Regions from separate parts of the Mus musculus genome. Here region 2 is linked to region 1. Evidence: chromatin loops called from intact Hi-C (ENCODE). Cell type or tissue: left cerebral cortex. All regions are shown on one strand. Links, peaks and the distances in the headings refer to the core of each region. The heading gives the core; the rest is flanking DNA. Region 1 overlaps Plcxd2 (phosphatidylinositol-specific phospholipase C, X domain containing 2). Region 2 overlaps Tmprss7 (transmembrane serine protease 7).

Region 1 (16,301 bases), core at 3,618-11,617:
TATGACTTTTCAAAGTGTTATGCTTCTTAGTGGGCTTAACACTGTGAGCAAGCCTGTGCTATATGAATTGAACATTGGTCCCAATTTCAGGGCTCTAATTAAGCATAGTTCTAATGACTGGGTGGGATCAGGAGGCAGAATAGTGCATTGGAGAAGGCTAAAGAGCAACCACCAACATGGACAGAGCAGAGTCTCTGTCAGCATCTTGTGACGCGGTCATTGGCAGATGATGGAGATGCTAGTGACAAGAGGGGGAAAAGTAGCTTTCTATGAAGGGAATGAGGAAGGACGATGGGAAACTGCCTCGAGTCGACTGATGCAGTTGCCTCAACAAATGTGCTTCCGAATTTCGCCCAAAGAGAAGAGAGAATTGTCTTATTCGAACCATTTTGTTTTAAAATGAGTTTGATAAAATTTAGAATATTTTTACACTGTCTAAGACATAGTTTTTTTTTTCCTTTTTTTTTTTTTAAAGGAAGAATCAATAGCATCATTGTAGGGTTGCTTCGGAGTTAGGCTAGCTCAAGAGACATGGCCGTTAGTGTCAGTGTGTGCAGCAGGAAGCTGGGGAATCCAAAGGCTGTGGACGTAGGAGGTCTCTTGGGGCAGTCACAAGCTGATTAGAACCTTCTGGAATTGAGGAGAAGTTTATACTGACACCACTTGCTATTCAATCAGTCCACTCTCCCTGTGTCCTAAGGTGACACTACTGAGAAATGAAACTGTGGAATCACCTACAAGGAAGCAGCTGTGGTAGAGGGTTAAGATTCGCTAGACAGGTAATGAAATTGACAAGGACATCTATGCTCTTCTATGCTGCACCAAATGAGATTCCTGTCAGCTTGGATGTTTGATACTCTCAATGTCTACTGTTTCCTCTAGAGAAAACCTGCCTCCCAGGGGCCCATGTACATTTTGGCAGATTTCATTGAGCCCCACACATTATGTCCACCCTGAAACGTACAACACATCGTTGAACTCCATCGGCCTGCACCACATTCTTGCATGACTCTAACCATATTCTCTGCACATGTGCACAAAAGGGAGAATCATGCTAAGGGTGCATCCCTAGAGCACAAGGCATTCAGGCTGAGCTCTAGGACCTCGTAATTTATGAATCAGCCACCTGAGATTTGTGTCATTATTAAAGATGGAAGAACCAATGACAGCTTAGCCCAGGACCAGTTGCTCAGTTAAGGGAGATCTCGTGACCGTGGCTCATTCATTAGTCAGTTCTGTTTCCCAGAACATAACAAACAATCAAGGACATCATAAAAATGATGTCAGCATGCAGTCCTTTTGCTTCTCAGAGGAAACAGCAGTTTCCTTTCAGCCTGGATTTCTTCTGGGTCTCCACCTTACACTTTGTGCTTATGTGTATTATGTCTCTTTGGAGATGCCTCCTAACCTCTGACCACTGACCACAACCCTAACCCCTGACCCTTGACCCTAACCCTAACAACTGGAAAAAATGCAAATATCCAGACACATCAGAAAGCTTCATTTCATCTCAGAATGCTTCATTTCATTGCCTTCCTAAATAGAAGCATGAATTTCCAGACATGAACATGAGACTATAAAAAAATATCCAGGATTCTTAAGGTCTGTCATTATCTCTCCTCAGGTCATGTGCTTTTCTTTGCATGCATATAAAATATTGGATTTGAACTCTAAACTCTAGATTAACAGTTCTAAAAAATTCAGGGTCTGGACCCAGCACTAGAGAAAACAATCACTATCAAATCTTATGCAGCAAATATAAGTATTTTTTTTGCATGACTTCTAAGATCTGCCATGATCTCAGACCAAATCCTTAAACACTCACCAATCTCTTCCATCACATCCATCCTGACTTCTCCATTCAATCCGAAGAAAATTGTCTCCATCCATAACATACTTGGAACTTCTGATAAACTCAGTATTCAAGCCCTGAGACACCATTCTAAGCCACAGAGACCTAGGGGCATCTAGGTCTGGGCCATTAAGAAAATATGGCTGTGTTGGAATGGTGTAGAGTTCAGGAAGAACCCAGTTAAATTTCCAAACAGGAATGAACCCCAACTAAGTTAATCAAGCAGCATTTTAGCTGCTCTTGAAGTTGATTCTGAATAACTATGAGAACCTTTTTTTAAAATCTGAATGACTCCCCCGATATTAGAGAACATGTGATATATTTGGGTCAGAGCTCTCACTTGAAAACTATGGCAGAATGAGCTCTGGGGCCCATGTTCTACTTTTTCTCTGTCCAATTCACTTAAGTTTCTGCCTGGTCTTCAAGGCACAGCTTCAATGCATGCAGCTTTTCCAACATTGGAAGCCTGTTCTTGGGGCAGAGTTGAGTAATCCCTGGGAGGAACTGTGAATAATCCTCTCCCTACCTCTCAGATGTTCAGAATAACAGCGAGGCTGGGACCCTAACGCAGCATGGATGAGCCGGTGATATACATTCATGTACTCACTGTGGGAGAAGGGGCCCATACACGTGGCCTTGGAAGTGCTCTGTGCTTCTGTGTTAGACTTGATGGTGCAGGATGCAAACACTGAGGTGTACTTAAATGTCAGAAGTGAAATACAACTGTGTATTTAAGAGCAAAGGGAGAAAACGAAGTAAACAGTTCACAGAACAGTCTGCAGCCTTAAAGTGAAACTGGTATCCATTTGGTGCTGACACACCAGGCTCCATAGCACCAAGCACCCGGACAAAGCTGAGGCGCAAATAAAACAGAGCAGAATGCCTCTCCTGTTGCCTCCTTATCTCTTTGCCAAGTAACAAAGGGTTAACAGAAGGGAGTGATCTAGTCCCTTGTAACTAACTGATAGTTAAAACCAAAACCAAAAAAGAATGCAACAATAAAAAAACAAAAATAAAAACCTGAGGGTAGGCTAAGGTTTTGGGAGCCTCTCTGTAGAGCATCACAACGGAAGGGAAATGAAGATGGTGAGGGTATGCACTCCTACACAATGAGGAAGCCCTGTGCAGAAAGGCTCTGCCAAGTTTGACAAGAACATTCCAGAAGCCACCTCTGGGCAGGATTCAAACTCAAGAACAGGAGAAGCCAAATCAGGTTTTCTCAGAGGCCTTTGTGCTGTGGCCTCCGTGAACTATGGAAGTAAAAAGTCAAGGCCTAAATTACATTAGGGAAAGAAAGGTCAGATGGTCAGCCATTCGGGGCATGCATGTTTTCAATAGCTCACCCAAGATATCCCCACCGGCAGGCAGCATGCACAACTGACAAGGCAATCAAAGGGAGAGACGTGAGAAGTACTAGAAGGTCCAGCAATCTCTGTAAATATGCATGCCCACCCAGCCCTGCCTGTTTATATTCCTCCTTAGGAATGTGGAATCTGACACTCCTTAGGGATTCTCAAATAGGGCTGAAGGTTAGCAAAGCACACTCACGTGTATGCTCAGCCATTATTCCTAGTTCTACTCTTCCCAATGCTCTATACGCCTGTGTAGTATAGTTTCTCATGACCCTTTCACTTCTGTCCCTGTGCATGCCTTTGGCAGTAGCTTCCTATATCTGGATCACATCCACACCTATACATTGTCCCCAGCAGGACTGGGGTTGCGGTAGGGCACCTACAGCAAAGTTACGAGGTCACTCACAGCCCCTGAGATGCGCCATGCAGTGCATGAGTGGATGACCACAGCAGCATCCTGGGTAGGAAAAGTCCAGCAAACATCTGTGAGTGTTCTTCAGGCAGGGAACACTGCAGATCCTTACTCTATGAATAAATAAATTAATAAATACTCAAACAAAGCAAATGAAACAAAAGAGGGCTCTTATCAATAAAAAGCACCTCTTATCAATTAAAAAAAAAAGTTCCCCTTGTGTCTCCAAGCCCTCATGCAAAGGCAGTTGGCTGAACAACTCACAGGAAGTAGACTAAATGGAAAAACAAGCAGAAATGTCCAGCATTGCTTTTTTTTTCCCTCACTGGATGACATACGAGTCATGCTAAATGTCCCCGAGGTAGTCTTGTTTGCAAGGAGTTACAGACTGGCTCCAAACCCACTTGGACCATCGTCCTTCAATTCCATTGCACGTTCCCACGCATCCTGTGTCAGCCTCCTCCATGGTGTCATAGACAAGCATTGTGTCGTGCAGCAGACCAGGTCCCAGACAGATAATCAATAAGACAGGATTCTGCTCTCAGGCTTGAAGACCTCACTCCAGAGGACTTGGCCAAAATGATCCAGGTACTTGCCTGATAGTCGTTTGGGGAGAAGGATACAGAACGAAATCAAAGAACTCTGGCATGCAACCAACATGCATGTTTAGTCTGTATTGGGCCCTCACAGAAAAGACTTTCCAACTACTGTCCCTATCATTTTAAAGATAGGGCCCAAAATACATTAAAATAAGAAAATACTTTTTCTGATGCCAAGGGTAGGGTGCACTGCTTATATGAAGAATAAAGGTGCCCACTTCTAGCCCAAGATATGCAGAGCCAGCCTGTGGCTGAGCACTGTGATAATAAACATATCTTGCTCTCGTAGAAAGTGGTGATACTGTACAGTTCATGAGAGACCTGGTTCTTGGCTCCATAGGAGCCCCTTAGAGCTCTGGGTTGATGGCAGAGAGCTCTCAGGATGGTCCACGCTCACATGTGCCATTCTTCTGACCAGGAATGCCTTTCTGACTTAGTCTTCACACAGGCTCAAATGACCACAGAAGACAAGAGGAAGCTGGGCCAGTTAGGATGTTGCATAGCCCACAGAACCTGAAAAGGATGCTTCCATCTTCCATTTGCCACCACAAGCCACTGGGGAGATCCTGATGTTAACCATAGGAAACATGCATTCTTCTCTTAGACTTAAGTTTGTAAAAGTGTCTTTGGGGGAAAATGCATGGAAACCCCTTAGATTTTTTTTTAAGTCCAAGTAGCTATGTGAGGAAAGAGAGGGCCTTCTTTTCCTTCCTCACTTCCCCGTGACTGCCTACAAGTGAGTCATCTTTCCTAGAACCCTCTAGAATCCTACCTTATATCAACAACCTCAACCTCAAATTAAACAAAGCATGAATTCAACACTTAGTCAGAGCTCGATCCTCTAGGAGGTCGTTCAACTCAATCACAGTCGTGGCAAAGTCTATCAGGTCCACGAAGTCAGATGTGATGATGTTGACACCCATGGCGCCAGGCTTTTGAGTCTTCACCCAATCAAGGATGGCAGGGAGATTCCTACATGGAGAAAGGGTTAGGTGAAAAGAGGATAAACAGATAGTTAGGGTTAAAGTGACAAGAGCAGCAAAGGGCATGAGCCGCTTCTGTCACGACACAATGTGTGTCAGAAACACATAAGCCTTATATCTCCATGCATACTGATCAGGCTTCCACCAGAACTAACCTCTCCAAGGTTTCTGTTATGCAAATGACTATCTGCTTCTAGCATCAAATGGACAGCCACATTAACAGGAAGGACCTCGTAACACAGAGTCCATCAGTCCTCTATTGTTAGGTTCTTAGGGTTCCTCATAAAAAAATTCAAACAGATGGCAAATTGAATGAGGTTTTACAGTAAATGGACCCGCCCCTATCTCTTGCTATTTTACTATTTTGCTTGCCACGTATCTATCAGCACATCACCGTCGTTCTGTATGAATACAACACAACCTATCCATTTTCCTATTGATAGGCACACAGACTGTTTTTAATTCGCAGTCATTATGAATAAACTATTATGGGCATTCTTTTATGAGTCTTTTTTATGGGCATCATCTTTTATTTTACTTGGATAAAAATCAAGGGTTTATTTATATTTAGTTTTATAAGAAACTGCCAGAGCTTTCCTCGAGGGGGCCACCCCACTTTACAGTTGCAACAACAGAACAGGAAAGCTCCGGACCGTTAAAGTTCTCCCTAAAAATTGGTCCCATTACTGTTGTGAAATCTAGTCATTCTAAAATAAGTGTGGCCACTCATGCATGTCTGTGATCCTAGCCTATGGAAGATTGAAGCAGAAGGATTGCTGGGAATACAGACTGGATTTGTGTGCCCTTTTCTTGCAAGTATCCATGTATTCATCACTTTAACAATTCTTCCACCTACTTTTTAATCATTTTTTATTATTTTCCAGTTTTGTATTTGTTCTCTGAGAGTTTCACACAATATGGCTTGATATTATTCCTTCTTTCTTCTTTTAAATGTTAAGTTTTAGAAACATTTTTACATCTGGGATACTAGCCTTTTGTCAGATATATTTGGCAGACATTTCTTTTACCTTGTATTTTTCTCAACAAAATATTTTGATAAGCCTGGATTTCTTAATTTTGATGGAGTGCAATTTGTTATCTTTTTTCTTTAAAAAGATTTATTTATGTGGCTATGTCCTTATGGGGGCATGTACATGTGTATGTATGCATGTGTGTGTGTGTGTGTGTGACCTCATGGTGGTATGTGCATGTGTGTGCAGAGGTGTTCACAGAATCTAGAAGAGGGAGTTGGATCCCCTGGAGCTGAAGTTATAGGCTGAGAGCTGAACTTGTGTCTTCGGCTTAGCCACCTCTCCAGTGAGTGCTCGTAACTCCCGCCATCCCTCCAATCCCCCATCATTTTTTTTTTTTAAATTTCTGTGATTTGCTTAAGAAACACATTCACTTCCAATTCACAAAGATTTCCTTCCTTCCACAGTTCCTTCTGAAAGCTTCAGCGGATTCACCTTTATCTTACTTTTTAAAAACTACCAGTTAATTTTTTTTACAAAAGGCCAGGGTTCACTTTCCACAGAGATAGTTATCCTCGTACTGCTCATGGCTCTTTAGTAGATTAATATTTAATCAGCTGTCTCTTGAATACAGTTGCTGGGGTTATTTGATAAACAGAAGACTTCCGGTGTGTCAGAGGCTCAGAGCTCATGATGTAAATAACACTTTCATTCCAGTGTGACCTACGTGTGAGGAGCCACAGAGGAAGAGAAGAACCATCAAGGCTACTGGCTATCTTGTAACAGTAAACACAGCTCACGAAATACCCAGCAAAGGAAGGTAGAAACTGGCCTACAGTTGATTATTGCACGTCTAGGAATCCCTTGGGTTGGATTTGCTCTAGCTAACATCCATGGTCCGTCCCTCTCTTCTGTTACTCTCTGGCTCTCCCCGCACCCCATTTCTATCCTCCACTGAAGCTTGATGTACCCTCATTTCGTAGTCTTCTAGAAAAAGTGATGTTAAGACCTCAGCTCTTCTCTCAGTCAGCAGAGACTTCACTGCCATGAGTTGAAATAGTCTTATTGATCAAATCACTTTTTTAGAAAAAAATTGTATTAGCTGGTTGTGGTACAAAAGTCCTTCTACTTTTAGTTGGGACGCTTGATGATCTTAACTGACTACAATTCCTTGTCTGTCAGCTACTCTTCCCTGTGAAACAGGATCAATCAGAAAGATAGTATATGGAAAGTGTTCAGAGCAATGGCTGCTTAGAGCAGTGTCGTGTATTTGGCAAAGGAAAGGTATCATAAAGGAAAGAGTAAAGAGGTCGAAAGAGAAACATTTGGGGGAGTAGGGATAGGAAACCTCTTATATATCCACACAACGAAGTTGTGAAGTTGGGAAGCGGGGTTGAAGAACACAGAACTCTCAGACAAAGGCCAAAATTTCCCATCCGTCCCACGTGAAAGACACAGTAGTAGTGAGCTTGTAACATTTAGGATTCAAAGGATCCCTGGCCAGAACCTATGTTTGGAGATCCTGCGCCACCTGCTGGTCATTCTGGGGGAATGATACTTGCCAGGTAGAGGCAGCCCCGACCCTTTGCAGACTATAAATCCATACTTTCCAGATTAAGTGGTGAAGAAAAGCTCATCTCAGAGACCTCAAGGACATGTGCAGGGACACCCGATTGTCCAGAGGACTGTGTTAGCTCACTTACTCTGTCATAACAGCATATACACTGTTGACTTCAAAGAACTGGAGTTATTTTCCCCTGTTCTAGAGGCTACAAGTCAAGGTTGAGATGCTATTGGGCTGGGTTTTTTCTGAAGCCCTTATTCTCTATTGCAGGAGATTTCCTCCTCCTCATGCCCTCCCCTCAGCAACCTATGTGTCATTTTCTCTGTATGCACACACATATTCCTGTAGTCTCTTGCCTTTTGCGTGCTTTTGGAGATCTTATTACATTTTCAAAGATGACCTTGACTGTCCCCTCCTCTGCATGGATGCTGGGATTGCAGGCTTACACTGTCTTGCTTCTCTTCTATTGTCTCTGGGTTTAAGTTTCCTTTGGACTTCAATGTGAGTAGATTAGAACCCACCGTAATAGCCTTTTAACTTAATTCTCTCTTTAAAATGCAATGTCTCTAAATGTACTCACCTTAACTTGAGGGAGGGGCTCAGTACATAGCTCTGGGTGGCCTTGAACTCGCAAAGATCTGTCTGCCTCTGCCACTGGAGTGCTAGGTCTAAAGGTATGCACCACTAAACCTGGTTGAATTATTATTTTAATATTATTATTTTAAAACTGGTTAATTTGAAGAGAGGGGACATAATTCAATGACATTAGTAGGGACCCTACAGGTTTCAACTCCAGGCCTCCTGACTGCATTCTGACTCACTGCGAGCCTTTTGGATCAGGTGTTTTCCAGTCTGAGGAAAGCTACAACAGAAATCCAGGCTGAATTGTCTATATATGTTTGTGGCTTTCTTCCAGGGTGATGAACCAACGTGAACAAGAGACTCTCATGTTCCAAGTGGATCTGAAAGTTGGGAATTAGCTTCCTACCAAGGAAACTACCTGGTCCCCAGTAGGAAGACACACTGGATCTTCCCTGGCTTTGAGCTGTTGATCAGTGCTCGGAATCAGCTATGTAGCATCCCTGTTCAGTTAGCCAGTACAGACAGCCTTCAGGGCGCTGGTGCTCAGGGGGAGAGCCCACGATTATTCAGTTGTGAAATGACAGTCATGTGATTTGCTGGCACTTGGGAACAGACTCCTAACCACAGCCACGTTCCTGCTCCACTGATGTGTAGGCACAGGAATGTAGGATCACACTCCTAATATTCCCATGACCAGAAACAGTGAGGATGCCAAGAGAGCTACTCATTTGAGGGACACATTCTCACTACCAGCTGGGAGACATTGCCTTTGCGCTCATCTTCTTGACCATTAAACAGAGAGGCATCATTCATTGGCAGCAAGACTAAGAAAGCAGGACATGAGACTAGTGAGAGTGTGGATTACCAGCTGTAACTAGTGTGAACTGACTAGATCCAGGGACTACTAACTCAATCACGGGGGCCTAGAAACACTAGGAAATTAAGCTTAGACATTCTTTCTGCTCACAGCAGTGCCCAGCACTACACAGACGGAAGCCCGGCAGACCTGACAGGCTCTTGGCTCTCACAGGGGCTGTAATCTTAGTTGTAATCTGTGATGCTGGATCATTTAGCTTCCCTGAATACTGTCGTATATTAGGACCCACAAGGGGCCTTACATGGCATGCCCCTTCTCCACGTCAAAACACTGGCCCGGATTTAAGAATCAAATAAAAGCATTTGCAAAAGGGTGCCTTTTATTCAGAATAAAGGACCTATCCTTCGTGTGAAATAGCCTCTTTGGCGGCCCACACAGACTTGCAGTGGACTGGTCTTCACTCAGGTATAGAAATGTTCATGTTAGATTTTGCTAAAAGACTATGGGGCAAAGGCTACAGGAGTCCTCTGTGTCTCTCCATCTGCCTCTTCCCAGGTACTCTTTCTGTTTTTCTGAACATACAGAAAACTTCACTTTTACTGAATGAGTAAGTAACATTAAGCTACAAAGAATGAAGAAAATGGAATAGGAACTTGAACATATATTTTTAAAAAAACGCATAATTCTAGGTCCTTTTAAGAGATATCACACTGAATTAAGGTTGATTGTTTGATTTGATTTGATTTCATTTGGTTCGCTTGTTAGCTCACACTTAGAATCCCAACACTCTTGAAGACTGAGTCAGGAGGACTGCAAGCAGTCAGTTTGAGGCCAGCCTGGGCTACAGACAGGGTTTCACTCTACCATACCCTTGTTCCCAAAGAGTGTTAGCATCTAGCCTAGTCATAGCTTCTCCTGGCTTTGAACTCACAATCCCTTGCCTCAGCCTTCCAACTGCTGGGGATTGCAGGTGTGCAGCACCATGGCCAGCTGAACACAGTTAATTTCGTTAAGACTTTGAAGGGCTGCGTGGAAATGAGCCCATCTTCAGTCCATGGTTGACATTATCAGGAGTTCTCAGCACAAAGCAAGAACACTGTTCTTGCTTGCCTTTAAAACACCTGACTAAGCACATGGCTATTATATGAAACCATGTTTCTCAAACTCAGAACCAAATGAGTGTGACTAGGCATGTGACTGGGCATGTAACTGACTAGACATGTGACAGACTGGTCATGTGACTGGGCATGTGACTGTCGTGTGACTGGGCATGTGACTGTCATGTGACTGGGCATGTGACTGACTGGGCATGTGGATGACTGACTGGGCATGTAACTGACTGGTCATGTGACTGTCATGTAAATGGTCATGTGACTGACGGACTGGGCATATGACTGGGCATGTAACTGGACATGTGATGTGACTAAACACACCTTTCATTATTCAAATTCTAGTCACTACCTAGAACTCAAGAACTAAACAGATACTTGTAAATATCTTTTTTAAAAAACCTAAATACATGTCTCTTCAACTTGTTTTACAAAGGATAGCCTACTGAAAAGTGAATTTATAATATCCCTCTACATACATATTTGTCATATACATATATACACATATACATTATACACATACATGTACAAATATGTATACACATACACACTTATACACATAAACAATCTACATATATACCCAAATGTTCATATACATGTAATATGCTTTCTTGCCATCCTCTATCCATCATTCACTGGTGCCCAGGACGAAGAATATCATCTCATACAAAATAACTGGATCATCCTCGTTTATACGTATATCAGACCTAATCCTAGCCCAAGTATTTGAGGCTGTGGCATGGTACTCAAGACTCAATCATGGTCATGAAAGAAGAAAGAACAAACTCCTGGAGGACCATCCCACCGTCCCTAGCATGAAGCATGACAAACTTTATTTAGTGCTTTTTAACAGTGATTATCCCAGTCAGCTGTGTGGGCAGTAAGAGGATCACCATGGGTGTGTGTCAACAACAACAAAAAAAGCCACTGGGTGACATTGGCTCAGAGTACTTGTCATAGTATCAAAATATAGTGAATATTTATGGAATAGTGCAAACATTTTAATAAAGTATCAAAGGATTCTTAGAGTGCTATTCCTATACTACCCCTAGAATCCACAGCTTTACAAAATGGTGTGTTTTATGTTTTTGTAATTCTCAAAGTTTTACTGTTGTTTATTCAGAATAAAATCAATTTAAATGTTTGTGTGTGTGTGTGTGTGTGTGTGTGTGTGAGATGTGTGTGCAGATATAGTTGTGTGTAGGTACATGTGTATGTACTTGTGTGGGAGGCCAGAAGACAACCATGGCTCTCATTCTTTAGATATAATCCATTTGGTTTTAGAGAGTCTCTTGCTGGCCTGGAACTTGCCAATTAAGTTAGGTTTGTCAGACAGTTAGCCTCAGGCACCCAGCTGTCTCTACTTCTCTACTTGTTGGTTTCTGGGATCACGTGGGCTCACTGTGCTCTGAATTGTTTTTGCAAGGGTTCTAGAAATCAGATCTTCATGCTTGTAAGAGAAGTTTACTAATGGAGCTATCTCCACAGCCTAAGGGGGGGGGAGAGGGAGAGAGAGGGGGTGAGAGGAAGAGGAGGAGGAGGAAGAAGAAGAAGAGGAGGAGGAGGAGAAAAAGAAGAGGAGGAGGGAGAGGAGGGAGGAGGAGAGGGAGAGGGGGAGAGGGAGAGGGAGTTTGTATGTGTGAAACTTCTTCTGGGGGATAGCACTAAGTATGTAAGCCTGTAAGTCCAGTATCAGGGAAGCAAAGACAGGAAGATTGTGAGTTCAAGGCCAGTCGAAACTGTACAAAAATGTCAACTAATCAACCAATCAACTCAACCACCCAACCAATCAACCAAACCAAACCAAACAATCAACCAGCTACCACCACCAATGAAACAATAAGACAAACCCTACCCGTGGGGTAGGAGCCACCTCTTACCTGTGAACTAGTGTGTTCTTGAGGCCCCCCACCAGGCCTCGAGCAATAGTCTTCACTCTTGGCGTGAGGATGGCCTGGGAGACATGGAAGGCCCCACGTGGAGCTCGCTCACTCAGGGTGGTCTCCAAGAAGAGGATCAGTTTCTGCACACTCGTGGTGTTTGCCCAGGGTGCCGGAATCTTCTTCCCTGGCCACAGGAATGGGTATTGCTTGTAGAAGGGACAGTGGTAGAAAATGAGAACCTAAAATGTTCAGAGCAGAAAAAGGACAGAAGCATTTAAAAGCTGAGTAGTTGAACAGTGAGAGAGAGAGGTGGACAAACATGCTCAGAAGTAGCAGAATTGTTCACAAAAACTGGGAGGTGTGTGTGTGTGTGTGTGTGTGTGTGTGTGTCGGGGAGCCTTATCTCTGTGCAAGGTTTTACATGGCTAAACGACAGATTAGAACTTCATGACTGTGGAACGTAAGAAGGTTGGAGTCTACAGTCAAACTATCTTAGGCTAGCCTTGCTCCTTTCAATAGCCATTCATTGTTCACACCTGTGCCTGACCTGACATCCTTTTAACTATCAGGTTAAAGCCTTTGTCATGTATTCAGAGCAGATCACCAGCTTCCAAGAACAGAAATGTCCATAGGCTGCATCCTAAACCTGTAATGACTTCTCTTGCTATACCCTGCCTACTTGTGGTCTCTACTAATGTTAAGAAATGTCTTGTCTTAGGGCTTTCTTTAGTTTCTTGGCTAATCAAATACATAAGTTGTTCCAGGCAACCTGAGTCTCTGTTCCCATCCCATTCCTATTTGGCTCAATAACAAACTATTTCTTATTCTCTTTGAGGTGAGAACTGTGTTTTGCCTAGATAATGTTTTTTTTTATCACATGTATTTATTTATTTATTTATTTATTTATTTAGTACAATGGCAGAGAGATGCAGTGGTACACAAACTGTTGCAGAACATGCGTAGTAGTCAGAACACAGCTTTTGGGGAGTTAGTTCTCACCTTCAAGCAAATGGGACCTAGGTTATGGTAGTGTGCCTTACCCACTGAGCCACCTCCTTGGCCCTATATATTATTTTTAAAAAGTAAAGAAACAAAGAGTTACTGAGAACTTGCTGTCTCACTCAGAGGGTATTACCTTGTTGGTCATGCACATGATAAGGCCATTGACCAACTTCTCACAGATATTTCTTTAATAAATGCACAAAATGGACAAGATTATAAAGGAAACTGATAAGAAATAAAGGACTATGCCTATTTGGATAACGAACATATTTGTAAGAAATTAATGTAGAAGCCTTATGATAAATACATTAAATGATTTTGATAGGGTCTAATAAGCTCCATTAACTAGGAGTTAGTGAGAAGCATGAACATATTTTAAGGCAATCTGCAGAGAACGTGACCAGGCTACATCCTTGAGGAAACTTGACAGGCAGGGTCAACCCTGCAGAAACAAGATCCTACTGGCAGTGTATATGACTGGTGCTTATTCAAGGTGAGTTGAAGAGATGTAGTTTTTAATTGTGGTTATTTTTTTTTAACCAACCAGACACAGCCTCATTACATTCTGTCCTCACACAGTCCCTGGGAAGTCTCAGAGTATCAGGCTGAATCCAGTCTGGTTCAGAAATCATGTTTCCAGTGCTCATGACATTGACACTTGGAGTAGCCATAGCTCTCGGAGTTTAGATAAACAGTGAGAACTTATTTGAGAGTGAATAGATTTTTCAATTGTATGCACTGACTCTGATGAAAGAGTTACCCATCCCAGGAGAGGGGAGCAATGTGCCACCAGTACCAGGGAAGACCTGGTAAAGGCCACGAGCCTCCAGTGGGGCCAGTAATTCTGAAAATAATTAGCAAGCTATAGCCACAGCATTAATTAGTTTCTGGGAGGCAGCTGGGGGCCAGAGGATTGCTATTCTGGTTGCCCCAGTTCTGAGCTCTGTTGTGTGGTTTTCTAGGAGAGCTGTAGTTTTCCCCTTAGGGGCACGGGTGAACTCTTCCGAGAGGAATGCCTGGCTCACATTTACCATGTGGACTGTAATCTTCTGAGTAACCTTTCAGGCACTCAGGATGGGGGTGGGATTCTATATGTTCATTCCATTTCCAGTGTGTTCAGGTGATGATGAAGGCGCCAGACCTGGTGAATGCCCAGAGGCAGGGGCTGCCAATGGAGTAATGTCTACCCTCCTGGTTCTTAGGGGTTCTGAGTAATGCTGAGCTCTGATGGTGACGGTGGTAAACACAGGCGTTAATGAGGTTAATCACAGGCTCACTGTAAGCAGATTGCTGGGGAGACCCAAAGACTTCCTGCTGGCACTGAAACTGGTTAGGTTGGAAGGGTGAAGCCCGAAAGAGAGCTGCCCTGGGCAGCAAGGTTGGGGAGCTGGGGGTGGGGTGGGCAGGAAGCCCAGCAACCCTGTGACAGGCTTAGCAGGTGGTACCCAAGACACCTGCCTCCAGGCTGTGCGTCCACACACTAGAGGGCAGTACTCAACTTTATTCTGCCTCAGAAAATGTGTAATGAGTACATATCACACGAGAGGCGCTTTCTGTTCTTTCCCCCTTGGTCTTCTTGGAGAGTCTGATCTGAGGGTTATTGGGGAATCTCTGCTTATAAAACACAGGTGTAGAGACTCTCACCCAGCCTGTGTAGAGCATCTCCTTCCCCATCCCCTTGTGCCACTTTGCCCTGAAATATCTCCAGTCCAGTTCAGCAGTTCATGTTCAGTTTTCCTCTTGACACTAAGATGAAAAAAATCCCATTTCTTTTAAGAACAGTCCCTCAGGCGATCTCTTCATACTGTGATGGTTCCTTTACTGGGGTCTCTGGGGTGCCAGCTCATGGTGTGCTCCACTTCTCAATGGATTATAAAACTCCTTTCTTCATACCATGTAGGACACCAGGCTTGATCTTATCTTACGATTGCATACTAATCGTGTTGTTGATTATTACATTATGTTGATATATTATTTCTATTAATTCTTCTTCTTGTTGTTTGCAGGGGCGTGGACATAAGAATATAACTTTCAGGAGTTGGTTCTCAACTTCTACTATGGGTTCGAGGGGTTGAACCAAGATGACCTTAAACTTAAGAGACTTGCCTACTTCTTTCTCCTGAGTCCTGGGACTAAAGATGTGTATCTGTGGTTCCTGTTGTTCTAACTGGGCTGTCTTAGTTGACTTCAGTGGGCGAAAATTGACCTAGTCCTGTAATGACTTGAGATCTCAGTTTGTGTTGGTACCCAAAGGGGACCTCACCCTTCTCAGAGATGAAGGGCAGTGAGGGATGGGGGAGGGGCTGTGTGAGGGTGGGACTGGGAGGTGAGGAGGTGTGTGATATGTATGTATAGGGAATAAATAAATAAATAAATAAAAGGGGGGAGAGTTATGTGCCACCATGGCCTGGTGGGTTATAGATTTCCTACTTTCTCATTTAGATCTCAAATATTTCCAAACTGTAGGCTAAATCCTCCAATTTATTGTACCCTTTAAGCCTTGTCTCTAGGGTATGCATCTATAATCTGTGAGCTGTGATATAATTACATGGTGAGTAAATGAAATGTGACTGGTGGTAGAGTACTTCCTGATACTAAATTCCAGTAATAAAACACTGGGGGAGAGGGTACGAGGGGTTGGGGAGATTTCACGGCAACTCATCACATAATGAATATTCAAAGCCTGATCACAAGTGTGACACTGCCCCAGCATGGGGCAATGACTGGTGGCTCTCCTTGAGTGCTCCTGTTCCAGCTCTTAAAGTGACATTAAGTTGGGGATACTTTCTCTTTTCAATATATCATTCCAGTCTCTTTCCTCCATAACCATAGGACTATCTATAGTGGATAACGCTGCTGCTAAATTAGCCTGTGCATGTGGGTGTGTAAGCATGTGTGTGTATATGAGTGTGTGTGTTGTGTGTATGTGTACTTGTTAGTGAGGGTGTGTTCATATGTGCATGTAGGTGCAGGTGCGCCCCTGTGCACATGTGTGGAGGCTAGCTCGAGGTTGACCTTGGGTATCTTCCCTTCATAGCTTCCCACCTCCTTTTAAGTAGAGGTCAGAGAACAGCACCTGGGTTCAATTCTCTATTTCCTCCCAGTGGGTCCTGAGGCTCGAATTCATGTTGTTGTGGTTGTCACTTGGTTGGCAGCAAGTTCCTTAACTTTCTGG
Region 2 (16,301 bases), core at 4,256-12,255, 280 kb before region 1:
GTCCACAGTTACATATTGATGAATTTAAATGATGTGTTTGCCATTTACACTCAATGATGCTACACACTAATAAGTGAACAATAGTGGCATTTTCCACTTCTATATCTTATTAAAATATGAGAAAAAAGCTAGCCTTAAGACCAAGATTTAAGACGGTGAGCAATGCCTTAAAAAACAACAGAAGAAGATGTATATATTTCATATAAATTTACATCTTGGTTTCTTACAAATTGCATAGAAATAATCCAATCAAATTTATCATTTTATTAGTTCCCATTATGAAGTGTTGCTCTCTGTGATAAAATGATTCTTTGATCCTGCAACAAAACCTTTACCTTTACATCTAAAAAAATCTTTACATTACATGGCACGCCAAGGAGCCAGACACAGGAGGGAATATAAATAAAAACCAAAAGAAATTGGGGAAATTATTAGCATTCTGTGTAAGCTCCACCCCACCGTTACCTGGCAACAGCCAGGTAGGCCTGACTGGATGATGGCAATTAAGCTTTATTTAGGTACTGCTAAGGAGATGCTTGCCCCCTCCTCATTCTCTTGCTCTTCTCTTGCTCTCTTGCTCTTTCTCTGTTTCCCTTTCCTGCTCTCCCCCATTCCCCTCCCCCTTCTCTCTCCATGTGCTCATGACCAGCCTCTACTCCCCCCACCCCTTTCTCTGCCTGTATTACCCTCTTTACTCTCCTCCCCATGTCCTGAATAAACTGGATTCTATACTATGCTATAGTGTGGCTGGTCTCTCAGGGGGAATGGATGCCTTAACATGGACCCACTCGTCACCCCTTTCCCCCATACCTGAGTACAGCTCATAGAACATATCCCCCCTCTCTATCTTTTGACAAACACATTAGAAATACTATCAAGTCAGCTGAGAGTAGTAGGCAACTTGACACCAGAGGATGTAGACTATGGGAAATTTCACATTATAGATACTATATTTCAAGAAGGTTTATGTCCCCTAATATTAAATGATGATATTCTTAGAATTTTTTAAAAGTGGCTTAAGCTTAAAAATTAAATTTTCCTAAAATAGAGCAATTTTCCCTTAAGATACTGGGAAGATCTGGGTTACCTGGAATGTCCAGGTGCACTTGCATTTCGGAGGATAGTAACTTGGGTAATACGGACTTGAGATTTTCCCCTCAAAGCTGTTGATTTCCTTGACCAGTATTGTGCTTTCACATTCTGAAAGAAGGAGGTATCCACACACAAGGATGGGTATGGTTAGATCATGGCTGCATGTATTTCTTTACATGTGTACATTTGCATAGTTTTCAATCTTTATCTCTTCAGAGAAATTGCACCCAAAGGATACTTAGTTAATGTTAGGTCCAAAGGAAACTCTAGTTCTCAAGACTCCAAAAGACAGTCCAGATATCGAGAAAGCAGTCTGGCCTTTAGGACGATTTCTGGAGGTTAGATAAAAGCCAGCATTCCTCGGGAACTTGTGATGCCAGGTCCCCTCTATCAAAATAAGTTATTTCCTTTACCCCTGGCAGAATGGACCAATGGCTATCTGTGGTTCCTACTAGCATACCAAAGTGGGTGCTGGCCTCCAGGCTTCCTCAGTATCACAGGTACCTGTTATACTTCTCAAAATCCATGCTACCCAACCAACCCTCTCATCTCCTCCTCCTTCCAACTCACTGGCTTCCCTTCCCCTAGCTACTCATTCTCCTCATAACTCTGTCTATCTATCTATCTATCTATCTATCTATCTATCTATCTATCTATCTATCTATCTATCTATCTTCCTCCCTCTCTGCTTCTTTCTTCCTCTCCCTCTCTTTGCCTCTCCCACCTCTCCCTCTCCCTTTCTCTATCTCTCGGCTGGGCTCCTGTTTTTCTCATGGCAAGGTCCAGTCTATTGGCCATGTTCCATTTACGACTTACACTTTCTGCTCCGTGTTTTTTTCCTCTCTCTCTCTCTCTCTCTCTCTCTCTCTCTCTCTCTCTCTCTCTCTCTCTCTCTCTGTCATGCACGCGCGCGCGTGCGCGCGCACACACACACACACACACACACACACACACACACACCATAAAAACCTTCCATTTAACCATACCACAGGGCAGTCAGGTCATCAGTTTATACAGTAAACTTGTTTTCTAATGTTCATTTTAGCTATGATCCTGTTGGATGTGATTACTTTCTTTAAAGCATGGTTCTGGATTCAGAGAGACCCCAGGAGCAGGTAAGCAGTGGTACCTGCTGAGAGGCCAGAGCTTCAGCCACAGACCCCTTCTTCCAACCTCTTGATCACATTAGTTCCAATCTTCTTTTTGCTCTTCCAAATGCACTTTCAATTCTCCTTTGCTCAAAAGAGTTACCTAATGAACATCTTTATCCTAGCAGTTCTTTACTGGATTCATGTGCTGCTTCTGACTGCCACAAGTACTATTACAGCGCAGTCCCAGGACAGAAAGATCACAGCATCTCAATAAGGATTACAAGTAAGCTGTTTAAATTGGAGGAGACTTACTTTGTTCTGGAATGACTTCAAAATATGCTCGGATCCCTGCCAGCCTTCGCACATAAGGAGACTTCAGTATCACCAACATGAGATTATTTGTAGAAACGAAGGACATTAGTGTTCTTGTGGGTTCACAGATTCTGAAACCAGATAACAATACATGGATAACCGATTATTTCATGAATGGGTCTCCATACTACAACATCCCACAGATTTCTAGAGCCAGCCCTCAGTTCTTCTGTGTCAGTCTCTGCTAGTCAGACCTTCATCAGTGAGTAACTATAGGAATCTACATATGGAATAGAACTTACAGAGATGTAGATGCATTTGTCTAGTAATGCTACCAAAGAATTTTCTCAAATGTCCATCCTTGGACTCCCTTTGAGATATAATAATGATGTATAATAGCTTAGCTCGATGGATCAGAGCTCAGAAGATCAAAATGAGATAACAGTTCCAAGTGTCTGGAAGGATGAGAAGAAGCTAACCATTACTGAGGGGGGCGGGGGTGGAACGTGAGTGAACTTACTCTTCATTGCATATTATAAGTCATGTTTGGACTATTAGCATGTATGTTACTCACCAAAATATAAATATGCATATATATAAAGCACTGTGATATGTATAAATATTAAAAATAAGGTAATTCACATATCCTTTTAACACAGTACCTAAATAAAGCTTAATTGCCATCATTAGTCTATTGGACAATAAGCACCCATAAATAGAAATTTACTATTAAATTTTAAAATTAAGATACGGATGAGTATTTGCGTATTTAATAAATATATGGATAAATAGAGTTTTGTAAAAATTATAACAGAAATTTGCTGGAGAATAAACTTGTAAAGTAATTGCGATTAATTTTTCTAACCTTGTTTTGCTCTATAATGAGCACATGCTATCTTTGTAATTAAAGAAATTTTTAATTGTTTAATGTGACTTAATCTTCATTGGACATTTATTCTCATGCTTTACTAGTTTAATGGCTGTTACTTAATTTATAGTGAAAGTCAAATTACACAAAACATATGATATATATTGTATATGTTGTCCAAAGTCTTAACTATGTGGACTTAGAGAGCCTTGTTACTACAAGTGTACAACAAACGTAAAACCTTACAGATACTTAAAAGGTATTAAAGTATCAGGGGTATCAGGATCAGTCATTGTCACTGTAAATGTACTTAGTTATTGTAGGCGAAGAAATTGTATGTAGAGAGTATGGAAACCCTTTTCACCAGCAACTAGAGAGCCTTCAGCTTGCCTGTATAGAATGGCACTCCGGATTGGCAAGAGGGAGTCATAAACAGTCAGGGAGTCGGTGATACAGTTGTCGGCTTCCAATTGGATGGATTCAATGGAGAGACGAATCAGATAACCCACGATGGCCACCAACTTGAAGTGACACATTAGTTGTCCCGAGGTTGCGGAAATCTCCAGAGGGTAGCGGAGGGTCAGATGGTCTGCATACAAGTACCGGGAGCAGCCGTTGTCTGTGGACAGAACCTTCCTTAGTCTCTCCTCCTCTTTCTCTCCCTTTCCTCCTTGCCCTCCTCTCCACCAACCCTTCTTCTCAAGGCATGCATGACCTTTCTAGAAACCTCTATAGAAGAGTAGTGAGCAAAAGCCGTCATACGGAGGTCACTTGTTTTCCTTGCCAGTCTAAACTCTATGCTTCTCTCGTTTGGTGACAGAACCTATTACTTTGAGAAACTGCCTCTACTTAGCCCATAGTTTAGTTGAGGCTTACCTCTGATTTGATAATCGGACACATGGCCAGACTGGCTAAACACTCAAAGAAGTTGGCTTAGGATTGGGTACATTACCCAGTCTGCATATCGGGATTCGGTTCAGAAGGTCTACAAAAACTTGCATAAAGTCTGATTGCAGGAGTTTTCCACTATGACTGAGGAACTGATCAAGCCGAACCTTTGATTTGCTACCACAATGAAAGCTGAGCTTGAGAGCAAAGCCTCAGAATAAAAAAGGCAGAGATATGGGGTCCCTTAAGCATTTCCTTTTAGAACTTGATTTCAAATGTAGCCCATATCTGTCTCTAGTATTTAATACATAAGCCAATCAAGTTTCTTTTGTGCTAAAGCCAATTACATTGCTGTCGCTCACAACTAAAAGAAAAATAACAGATCACATCATTAGAAAAGTGAAGTATAGCACACACAATACACATGCATATGTATGTATATATTGCATATACATATATATGCATATGCACATATCTATACACATATACATACACATACATATATGCATATATATGCACTAATAGGGGGGGTAAGGAAGAAAGTCATGAGTTTACCAGATCCTACAGCTGAAGAGTAATCTGACCGGAGCCCAGCTGCAGTGAAAGAGTATAGAAAAAAGACTGTTAGTTCCAAAAGTTCATTGTTTTACAAAAATTGTTCTCATTTCTTCTTTAAGATCATCAGATACATCTGATATGGGTTGTACTTCACATATCAGATATGTGATGAGTCCAGGGATGAGTAGAGTTATTTAGGGGTTCAGAGCTAAAATAGGGCAGCCAGGAGATGAGAGCCATTGCATCTATGAGAAATCAGCATACTATTTTATTTGCTTCCTTGAATTCATAGTTACAAATTTTAAACAATTCAAGGGTGAGAAAGCAACTATATAAATATTAGTAATTAGTCCTATGACTGAAATAGCAAATATAGTGTGAAATTTTCTATTTGAGATTTTTTTTTCATTTGTTCAAACCAAATACCATCACCTACTGTATATCTAGTATATGTGTGAAATCTAGTATATCTCTGTGTGCATAATTGGTACTTATACATGTAAAATTTATATCAACAGAGATAGCTGCAGAATAATTTGAGTAATACAATGTTGCACTGGCAAGACAAATGGTGACAGCATATTTCCATGGGGCTACGGTACAGGCTGTTTGGGAGCACTGGTGTAGGCAAGGCATTAGAGAATAGGGCTGGGGAGGCAGATTTCAAATGGTGGACTTTGTGCAATAGTAGGAAACCTCTGACCAGCTTCTAACTCACCACAAAGTTATAAATAAATAAATAAATAAATAACTGCAAATACAGTGCATTCACATATTTTTCTCCTTAGTTCAATGAGGCAAAAAAGATAATAATGTTTGGTTATCTATTTTCTCCCTGTCCAAATACACATCTTAATTCTTAGGCCATATGTGTGTCCTGCTACAAGCTACTGCAACGTGATCTTCCAGAAACAACACTAGACCTTTCAGGGCAAAAGGCAGGCACCTGGCCCATCACTTGCACCTGGAGAGGTGTATAACACACTTTTATGGCAGTATATTCCACACTAAACACAAATGTGTAAAAACTTTAAAAAATGGGATTTTATTCTCACATGTGTGGGCTCGTTTTCACACACAAAAGTCTGTGTCACCTTGACCCCACCTTAACCTCCAAAGGCTCAATATACAAAGACCCAGGAGCCACCAAAGTGGCTCAGCAGATGAAGGCTCTTGATGGCAATCCTGGTGACCTGACCTTAACCCTTACAGAATAGGAGAGAATCAGTTCCCACAAGTTGACTTACACACATGTGCCATAGTATGTACACACACACACAAATAAAAATATAATTGTAATAAAACCCTCATGACTGCCACTTCGCCTCCCCCACCCTTGTGTGCTCACCTCGTCTTTTCATGCTATGCAGTCCCTCCCCATCATTGAACACTCACGTGACCTTTCTCTTATTCTCCTCCTTTGCTTTGCCTAGGAAAGCCTTTTAATACCTGTCACTTTGTCCAGAGACCAAACTCAACGTTCTGTCCCCAACAATAAGAGGACAGCAAGGAAAATAAGCTAAACCTCAGTAAAATTCTTCTACTCTAGCATTTTCTTCCTTAGGGACATACTCTGAACGTGCCTCAGCTTAATAACTGAATGAAAGGGCACGTTTTACTAAATATAATTTTGCATCTATTTGTGCACAATTCTACTTTTCAGTCATACTGGGTATAGCATTAAAGAAGCCCCTTCAGCAGCAATAGCTCCAAAGTCCAGCTAATCCTCTACTCCTGGGATCGTGAGAGTCTCTACTACGATGTTAACAGTGATAATGTGAGTATCAGACGTGATGTTGAAGAATGCTTAAAGGAGAATTACCCAACAATCACCATTTAATACCACAGAGTCCATATCCACAGCCAGACCCTGCAAGCTCCCCACAGAAGTGCGGTTTATGATACTGGTTTGAATGGAGTCCTTCAAGATGGCCGCCACACACTCCTCACAGAAGATGTGGCCCTTGGCATGTGGCATAACAAACACAATCCAAAAGTGGACCAGGAGACCGCCTTTGTTGTTACTGCTATAGTAAAAAGAGAGAAAGAAATGTTCAAGGCTACATTATAGAATGCAGACATGCCCAGGACCATAGAAACTGACAGATTCAAGGTCACTGAGCACACGTTTCAAATGAACCTAATGCCCTTCCGTAGGTTGTCTTTCAACCTGCTGTAAGGATTTGAAAGAGAAAACCCATGCTATGTGTGATCTAATCATTGTGTGGGATTCAAATCTGGAAACATTACTGCACAGCTGCATCTCCACAGAGATTCCCCTAAGGGTATCCAACCAGAAGTTACTACCCAATTCAGTGTCTCCACCCAGTGTTAAATCTGCTTCATGCAATTGACCTATTAACATTCCACTTCTGCAGATGAGAAAATTGTGGACAAGTATAGTACAAATATCACACAGCCAATATGAAGTGGATCTAAAAACAGAGTCCAATTTTCTTTTCAATATGACAGTGCTCTGCAGTAAATAACTTTGGGAATGCAAGTTAAGGAAAACAAGTAGTTTGATTCCCTCGAAGGTGTCTCAATACCTTTACTATACTCCTGGAGATTATGAGTCTCTGCAGCTATACTGGGGGTGGAGACATGTGGCTGTAGTAGACAGAGCACAATTTTTCCTAAATAAATATTATTTTACCATGAGATTCTTTTTTCTTCTCAGACAATACCTAGTGGCCAGTTTTTCACTGAACGTGTTTTGGAAAGTAGTGGCCTGTGCCTTATTCCTGTATCTATCATCCACCCACCATGGTGTCCATGTTTGTGAACATTTTCCCTAGCATGGCTGGAATTGGGATTACATCTAGGTGGAGAAAGGCAGACGTGGTAAATTTAAAACAAACTTGGTGTGACAGCCCAGCTGAGAGTTGGGTCATTAGTTTTGCTAAAGGGGGTATTCACCACCAACAAATTATCTCTGAGTTGGGGATTTTATTGCAAGAATGGTAAGAATTCCTGAAGCAGGGGCATACATTACCTGACGTCTGCAACCACAGACTGCTTATAAAATTTGGAGAAAGCAGATGTTGTATAAACAAGGTTTACCTGAAAATAAAGAGATTAACTTAATTCTTTCAAGCTTGTTTTTCTTAGGGCCACACTCCAACAGCTAGTAGAGGGGAAAGCAGGCTTCAAACAGAAGGCTTCTAACTCCAAACCCAGACAGTATCTCTTGGTTTTAATTCAGTCCTTACTTCTGAAGCAGTTCTTAGAATTGTCAGTTATTCTTACCCATTTTTTCTGTTTAAAGTCTGTCATCGAGTTTAACTTCTGGGTTCTTTCAATTCCTTTTATTAGTTTTCTCCGTGGTTTTAAAAAAAAAAATCAAACTCATTTTATCTATAGCTTCAGATCTGCTTATTCTCGAGGATAAGTTCCAATATTAGCCACAAGGCGGCGCGTGGTGCCCACAGTCGGGCCAACTGTCCCCAGACCAGCTGACCCAAAACTCAAAGGAAACCTTTTTCAGTCAACTTAACCTTCTTTGTCTTCAACTTACCCTCTTTGTCTTCACTTAGCTTTCCTAAAGCTAAACTCATTCTCTTCTCAAAATACCCACCCAGATGCCCAAATCCTAAAAGTTCTATAATATTGTGGAAAATAATATAACGATTATAAAGTTTAAAGTAACCACACACCACACACACATACATTGCCTAAACCTGTTGGGCCTCCATTGGTTTGGTTTATATTCTCCCTGCCTGCATCATATCCATAATTTGAGGCATAATCGCTGCAGGTATATGCGAGGTGAAGGATTTCCAGCTGTAGCTCTTGGCAGTCAGTAAGAAGTGACCTGACCATGGCTGTCACTTTCAAACCCCTCCTCATTTCTTGCTGCAGTGAGGTCATTGGCAACCCTCTGCATTGCTGCAGAGGTCCAAGTTAGCAGAAGCTTTCCCAGTGTCCCTCTGTGCCAGGAGCCCTGAATAGACTTTTCTCCTAGATGCTTTTAGAGACTCATCTGTGGGAGTGAGCAGAGTTGTGCATAATTCATGACAGCGTTGATTCTGTATTATGTATAATGTAAAAAAATAACTAGAGAACAGCTTAAATGTCCAATAAAAAGGGATTTGTTAACTTTGGGACTATTAACACTTGCTTTTAAAAGAACATTGGCTTGCATAGGAAGTCTAAAAGTCAATGCTAAGAGAAAAACATCACTCTATAACAACAACTGAGAATACTCCAATATCACAGGGCCCTCATGCCGTTGTAGGGCACAATAAGAGCTTTGTCTCTGGAAATAACATTGAAAACTGATGATTTACTTTTAATACTCTTCCAAAATTTAGTAATTTTACAGTATTCATTATTTGAATAAAAAGCACATTTCTTTTAAACATAAAGAGATGGCCAGGGTGATGCTGAAATAAATATGTAGAAATTAATGGGTATGTTTGAACTTCAGAACTGGAAGCTGTTTTAAAGATCACATGATATCCTTTATTTCACACAGGAGAAAAATAGAAGTTGAAAGAGCTATCTGAATGTGGTTGTGTCTTACAGTGAAGATGGACAGAACAGAGAGAAAAAAAAGGCGCGTGTATCTTAAAGCACAGATGAACTAAAATTTATGTTTCCTTCCAGCAGCTTTCTTTCTGCATCCTGTCTTCTATTTCCTAAACCCAGTGAGCCAGGGCATTGAAGAAACCCATCCCTTCCAACCCCCGCTCCTGTGGTCCCCACCCTCTTGCCCCTGCACCCATGTCCTTACCACTTGCTGTACTGTCTTTGCCATGGAGAGAAATTCCCTAGACTCCTTCTGCCGGTACTCAGGAAGGAACTCAATGTTGGTGATGCGGAACATTCCAACAAAATAAAAAGCATCTTTGCTCTCTGTCTTACCTGAAAAACAAGAGAGAAGGCGGGGAGGTTGGACAGCTAAGCGATGTCTGATGCACGTTGGCAGGAGTCTCCTAAAACGATTTCAGCTTAGGCAAAACAAGTACTTTAGCGCATATCAGAATCTGTAAAACTCAAGAACAGACCTAGTGGCATTTTTTTCCTTCAGCAGCCAATCATCCTAGCTCTTATCTACCCAGCTTATCTGCTACTGGCAAATACTTCAAGGCAAGATTCAAAGGTAAAAGCTACATTTCTTGGAGTTTATTCTGGTGTCTCTAGCGGGTTAATAACACACACAGCTCTCATGGGTTCCATGTCTGCAAGCTGTAAAGTGGTAAGGGGCATGCACCCTCAGGCTGGGCTACAGTCAGCATGGTGGGGGAAGAGAGGAGAAACCTCCTGACTGTTTGGAGCTTCCACTGAGCTACTGGCTGACTTGTGGACCTAATAGGCAGCAATAAGTCCACGCTTCTTACTCTACCCAACATATGGAGCCCTGATCCTTACCAATATGGCCTTCAGCTCAGCGTGGGGTCACTCCTACTCAGATCTGCTCTGGGAACTGTAAGACTAGGTTTCTTGGCATGAACTTTGCTGACAGATGGACAGAGGCAAGGCTGGCTGCATCTACATGGGCTCAGGGTCCAGGAGAAAAAAGAGGGTGGCTGGGGGAATTGGAGTCTAGCCCTCTTGCTCTACCTCCTCCCTCACAGTGCTGGGTGTTGAACAGGTGGTAGGCAAGCACTATAGCAATGGATCACAGTCTCCTCTTCGTTTCTAATTTCTCTCTCCTGTCTCTGCAGCATCTTATGGACATGGTTTTATTTTATTGATATATATTTATTGATTCCTGCATTCACTGCCATGCAGGGAACCATGGCCCTGCAGGTAGGAGTTAAGCACTCTCCACTGGGCTATGCTCCTCCCATCCATTGGTCTTTTAAGACTAGTCTCTCAAGGATAACACAGGCTGTCCATGAAATTCCAATCTTCCCACCTTCATCTCCTAAGTGCTAGAATTGTAGTCCTGTGCTTCCATGACAGGCTTCTCACAGGCTTTGTAACTCCCTTCCCTGTGGCTGTCACCCCTGGGCAGCAGTCTTAAGCGCTCTGAGGGAATGCAAGGCAAATCACTGTTTTATCTCAACCTCCAAAATAGTTAAGTCCCTGATTTACCTTTGACCTCAAGACATTTGGTGGAGAAGAAAAAGAGAGAGGGGTAGCAGAAATAGAGAAAGAAAATCTTCTGGTCAACATAAGGCCTCCCATCCGGTGAAGCTAAACAGAAGATGGTTGGCTTTAAAGATGGAATCCACAGGAGTGGCAGGTCAGCCCTCTTATGGGGTCTGTCGGGGTCACTTAGGCCAAAGCAAAGAAGTAAGGCTATGGAAGGATGAGGAAAAGGGGTAAAGGCAGAGAGCCTGGGGTTTGGGAAAGTAGGGGGTTGTCTTCTCTGTGTTATTCTTTGACCATTGCGTTTGGTAGATTGTCTTACCTCACTCTTAGAGTGCCCCCACTAAATCTCACACTTAAAATTAGTAATTGCTTTTGGTTTTGTTTTTCCAGAGAGACACTTCTTAAGTATATATTTTACTTATCATCACCATCACCATCATCATTATCACCATCATCATCATCATCACATCACCATCATCATTATCATTATATTTCCCACATCTTTTTCTGATCAGTATGTATTCAAGGGGCAGAACAACAGCAATGTGGGGTGATGATGGATTTAACATTGAAGTCAGTTATATTTACTTAATACTTTTAGCTTAGCACAGTGCACAAATCCCCGTTGGTCTCCCTGATTAACCATCTGCCTCACTACTTATGGTCACACTCTATGACCTAACTGTATATGTCAAAACTAACCTGTTTTCTATTAAACAATTCTTGCTTATCAAACAAGTTCTCTTGGGTTCTCTATTGTTGTTTCCATTAAATGACCACCTCTGGCTTTTATGCAAATAAGCTACTTCTGTATAATGTTTTCCCAAAGCTTTAATTACAGGGTATTGCAAACATGTCAGCTGGGGTGCCAGGAAACTATGGGATATAAGTGCTCTGTGCTCATATAAAGTATGTTGTCTTCATTGTCTTAACTAACCCCACCAGCCTCTTTAGACTCAGAAACGGTATCTAGTTTACCTGTCCCATGCCTATTACAGAAGTCAACATTGGCACTCCCACAAGGCATCCAGTGAACTTTCAGGAGCACATTCTGGGGGCATTGTAATTCCATCTCTGGGTCCATGGTGTGCTCCTTTCCAAACACTACAAAATAACCCCCATCCTTCTTAGATAACCGACTTGTGGGCTTTTCAAAAGTAGAAAATGTATCAGTAACTTTTTAAAGAGTGCCTTGGTGCTTAGATTTATCCAAACAAATTATTGAGAATCGGCCCCCAATGGAGGAGCTAGAGAAAGTACCCAAGGAGCTAAAGGGAACTGCAACCCTATATGTGGAACAACAATATGAACTAACCAGTACCCCAGAGCTCTTGTCTCTAGCTGCATATGTATCAAAAGATGGCCTAGTCGGCCATCACTGGAAAGAGAGGCCCTTTGGACTTGCAAACTTTATATGACCCAGTACAGGGGAACGGCAGGGCCAAAAAGGGGGAATGGGTGGGTATGGGATTAGGGGGGGGTGGGTATGGGGGGCATTTGGGATAGCATTGGAAATGTAAACGAGGAAAATACCTAATTAAAAAAAATTATTGAGAATCAACTTGTAAGGATAGGTGAGTGACTTAAACCACTCAAGAACATTCATGGATTCTTTGCCTAGAAACCTCTTGCCTTACAATCACATTTTAATATCCTTGAGAGCAGATCGAGGCAAGCTGCTTCTCTATGCATGGCATTTCTGACACCAAATGTGTGGATTTTGTCTCCTCACCAAGCAACTCTCCAATTCTTTGCAGACAGCAATGAGTATCCAATGACTTCATGTAACTATGCAGAGTTAATGCCTCACTCCCATAATGACACCCTGTCCTCAGATAAACTACAGATAGTATACCTCTAAGCAGTCCTCGCTGCTTCTACAGATCAGGAGTTCCCATAATACCCTCAGTTGTGATAATTTGTTATACTAGTTTATTTCATTATTATTACTCATTACTGATGGATTATGATAAAGGATATTATAAAGAGCACAGGTGAACCATTAGGTGAATTGGTTCATCAGGGTAAAGCCTGGGTGTGCCTAAACTTAACTTCTGTTCCTGTGGGGCTAGAACATGGCTCCTTTCAGCAAATACACCAACTCAGAAGTGTTCTGAACCCTGATTTGTAGGTGTTTTTACAGATGTCCTATTACGAAGGCATGATTGATTAAGTCATTAACCACTAATGATTGAACTTAATTTCCAGCCTCTCTCTTCTTTCCCATATGGTCTAGAACAGGAAGATACAGCCTGGAGGGGTTCCTCTGCCTTTCTAGGCACTGCCATCTACCAATTGTCTTATAAATATTAGAAAACCAAGACAAAACAAAACAAAACAAAACAAAGCAACATTCTTAGAAGCTCTGTATTAGCAACAAAGAACTAGACCTTGACAAAATATTATAACAAAAGATGTTTCCACCTACAATTATTTAGGATGTTATAAGAATGTCAGAAGCCCCATATTAAAAGCCGGGCTGCTGAGACCACATGTATGTATTCACTTATGTGCTCTTAAGTGCATCTTGTATTAAATGTATTTTGAACATGGGAATGTCAATGCAGGTCAACCAAGTTATCAGGCTGAATTAGTAAGTGTTTTGAAAGAAAAAAAAAGAGTTTAGTTGCCATGTGTGCCCAAAGGATCAATCAGATTGACAAAAACACAGTCACAGGGGCAAAAGCATAACTGGAAGACAAAGATGTTTATACGAAAGGGGACTCAGGGAGGTGGAAATTTCTGGTTGCCTAGTAACAGGCTGTGGGCGGAAGGCGGAAATGAAGCAGCTTAGTGTTCCATTCATTTCTTAAAAGCTCCAAATGCATGGCATTTATGGCCGAGTCAACCCCTCCTGGGCATCCTCTTCAGCTCCTCCCTTCCCATCTCTTCTCCCTCCTCCTCTTCCCACCCATGGGAAGAAAGCAATGGTGATAAAGAAGAAATGGTGGACAATTCTGATGGCTTTCCCCTTAAAGTCTCAACTCCATCTTTCCGAACAGTGTGTCTGTCTGGGAAAGAAGGAAAAATCTACCAGAAGAAGCCAGAGACTAGTTATGCCTACTGATTTAGGCAGGACTTGCTACACACACACACACACACACACACACACACACACAGGAACTTAAACGTTAACTTACTGATGTAGAGCCATAGAAGTGTCCAGGCTGTGACTGCCAGAATGAATAAAAACACTGTGAAGAGAATAATCTTATTTTGAACATTCCAAAAGGGAGCTCTCTTCTTAGGCTGCTTGCGGGGCCTGGGTTTGCCAATGGGTTTTCGAGGTGGTCTTCTCCCTGGTAGCTTCCCTGGGACACTGACCACCTGGATGGAGATGTTGGATATCTTGTCCAAAAAAAAAAAAAAAAAAAAAAAAAAGACAAATCCTTGATTAGAGATGATCCCAAGCATAAGTGAAGTGACTCATGCAGGAGACACCAGTGCTAAACGGCCTAACAGTCAAGCTATCTGTGTGAGTGTAAGTGGCTTTTAGTTAGGTACAGTATGCAGCTCAGAAAACCTGAATCTTAGGGCTGGCAGGCAAAATAGCTCAGCGAGTAAAGATGCTCACTACCAAACCTGATAACCTGAGTTCAATTTCCTAAACCAGTGGTTCTCAACCTTCCCAATGCGGCAACCCTTTCATACATTTCCTCATGTTGTGGGGAAGATCTGTATTAAACCTTGAAATTGTTTTCATTGCTACTTTCTAACTGTAATTTTACTGCTGTTGTGATCATAATGTAAATAAATATTTGTGTGTTCTGATGGTCTTAGGCTATCCCTGTGAATGGGTCATTGGACGCCAATTGGGTAGAGACTCGCAGGTGGAGAACCACTGCCAGGGGAAAAGGAATGAACAATTCCTGAGAGTTAATCTCTGATCACACACACACACACACACACACACACACACGCACGCACGCACGTGCACGCACGCGCGTACTCTTTTTTTTCCAATTTTTTAAATTAGGTATTTTCTTCATTTACATTTCAAATGCTATCCTAAAAGTCCCCCATACCCCCCCCCCACTCCCCTACCCACTCACTCCCAATTCTTGGCCCTGGCGTTCCCCAGTACTGAGGCATATAAAGTTTGCAAGACCAAGGGGTATCTCTTCCCAATGATGGCTGACTAGGCCATCTTCTGCTACATATGCAGATAGAGACACGAGCTCCTGGGGTACTGGTTAGTTCATATTGTTGTACCACCTATGCGCACTCTTATAATGTAAAAAGAAAAGAAAACTAGATGGTGTGCCAAGCACAGAGCACACCTCCTAGCACTCCAGCCCCATTGAACGACACTATGGAGCAGAGGCCTGACAGCATGGAGCCAAGCAGACAAAGACATCTGAGGGTTGAAAAGTAAGAAAAGGATTATGATGCGCAGATGTCTGGGTTGACATCGTCATCTTTGTATATATGTCCTTTGGTGCGTTGACTTGTTCTTAATTTGAATGTCAGAAAGAATTGGGTTTGGGAACATTTGTTTCATGAGACAAGATCTTCCTATGTAGCTCAAGCTGCCCTTGAACTCACAATTCTCCTGTCTCAGTGTCCTAGGTGTTGGGATTACAAGAACATACTGCCATACCCAGATGTTGATGGCCTTTAAAGGCTTGTATTATTCTGATTTTCTCTTGATTTCTTGTTTTTATGTCTGGTGGCAAGATTAAAAATAAGCATACATGTGAGCTTCTCACATGAATATGCTGATTTCCTCATTGTAACTTCCTAGCAGGGCTAGGGAGACAAACTAAAGAGGTGTGATTATTTTCGCTGGCCTGGAGGGTTGGATGCCGACACTGTCTTTTTGTCATTGACAGCCGCTAAACTGGTTGGTGACTCAGTTTCTCAATCATAAATAAAAGAATCTTTCTAAACAAAAGCGAGAAATGAAGTAGATGACTCACTAGCTGGTAAAATTGCTGGTTTATGGGCATTGGATTGCTTGAAAAGGGGGAAATGCATTATTTAGCTGTTTCCTCTCCTCCTCTCTTATTTTCTCCTCTACCTTCTGTCATTTGATTCTGTGAATTCTTTAATAATGCATGTGAGAGTTTAGCTTCTTAGACAAAGAGATTTATACATGTCAGGGTAACTAAACTCCAGTGATGAAATAACTTTTAAACACACATCCTTTTAACAGCAGCATTACAGGAAAAAAAAAACAAAGACAAAACAAAACAAAACAAACAAAACTAAACAAAAGAAACCAAACCAAACCAAACCAAACCAAACCAAATTAACAAATAAAAAAACCCAACAACAATGGTGAAGAAGTAAATTGTCTGGCCATCTCTGTTACCCTTGCCTCATCCTCTCACCCTCTTCCTCCTTCTTCCCGTCCAACTGCCACATTTTCCAGTCTTTAATCCTGCCAACTAATGGGATAATATGGGGCCAAGTACACTTTGCATTATTCATGATGCCCTCGTTCTCTT

The links. Hi-C counts contacts between places; a loop is a spot of excess contacts. Peaks named below come from ENCODE experiments on the same cell type or tissue, not always from the same donor. Only the 100,000 strongest peaks of a DNase experiment are listed, where the experiment ranks them.
Region 2: it touches region 1 in a loop (8-fold over the local background); 16 of 42 quality-filtered maps call a loop at or near these places.

Annotation. Positions count from the first base shown.
Region 1 is chr16:45,959,988-45,976,288 of GRCm38, forward strand. Plcxd2 (phosphatidylinositol-specific phospholipase C, X domain containing 2) reads right to left here. Exons shown (of 4, transcript NM_001134480.1): 3 at 12,122-12,363; 4 at 1-5,187. The coding sequence ends at 5,031. Gm15638 (predicted gene 15638) reads left to right here. Exons shown (of 3, transcript NR_152226.1): 2 at 6,887-6,989; 3 at 8,650-11,383. Among named protein-coding and RNA genes, the nearest start is that of Gm15638, 23 kb to the left of the region's middle. In left cerebral cortex, for the core only: a CTCF peak has its summit at 7,716 (motif pointing left); DNase peaks (open chromatin) are centred at 7,688 and 10,446.
Region 2 is chr16:45,676,767-45,693,067 of GRCm38, forward strand. Tmprss7 (transmembrane serine protease 7) reads right to left here. Exons shown (of 18, transcript NM_172455.3): 2 at 13,992-14,199; 3 at 9,545-9,675; 4 at 7,805-7,872; 5 at 6,643-6,836; 6 at 4,807-4,845; 7 at 3,754-3,982; 8 at 2,496-2,626; 9 at 1,088-1,200. Among named protein-coding and RNA genes, the nearest start is that of Tmprss7, 8.7 kb to the right of the region's middle. In left cerebral cortex, for the core only: a CTCF peak has its summit at 8,208; DNase peaks (open chromatin) are centred at 8,228, 8,745, 9,741 and 10,270; H3K27ac peaks cover 2,307 bases.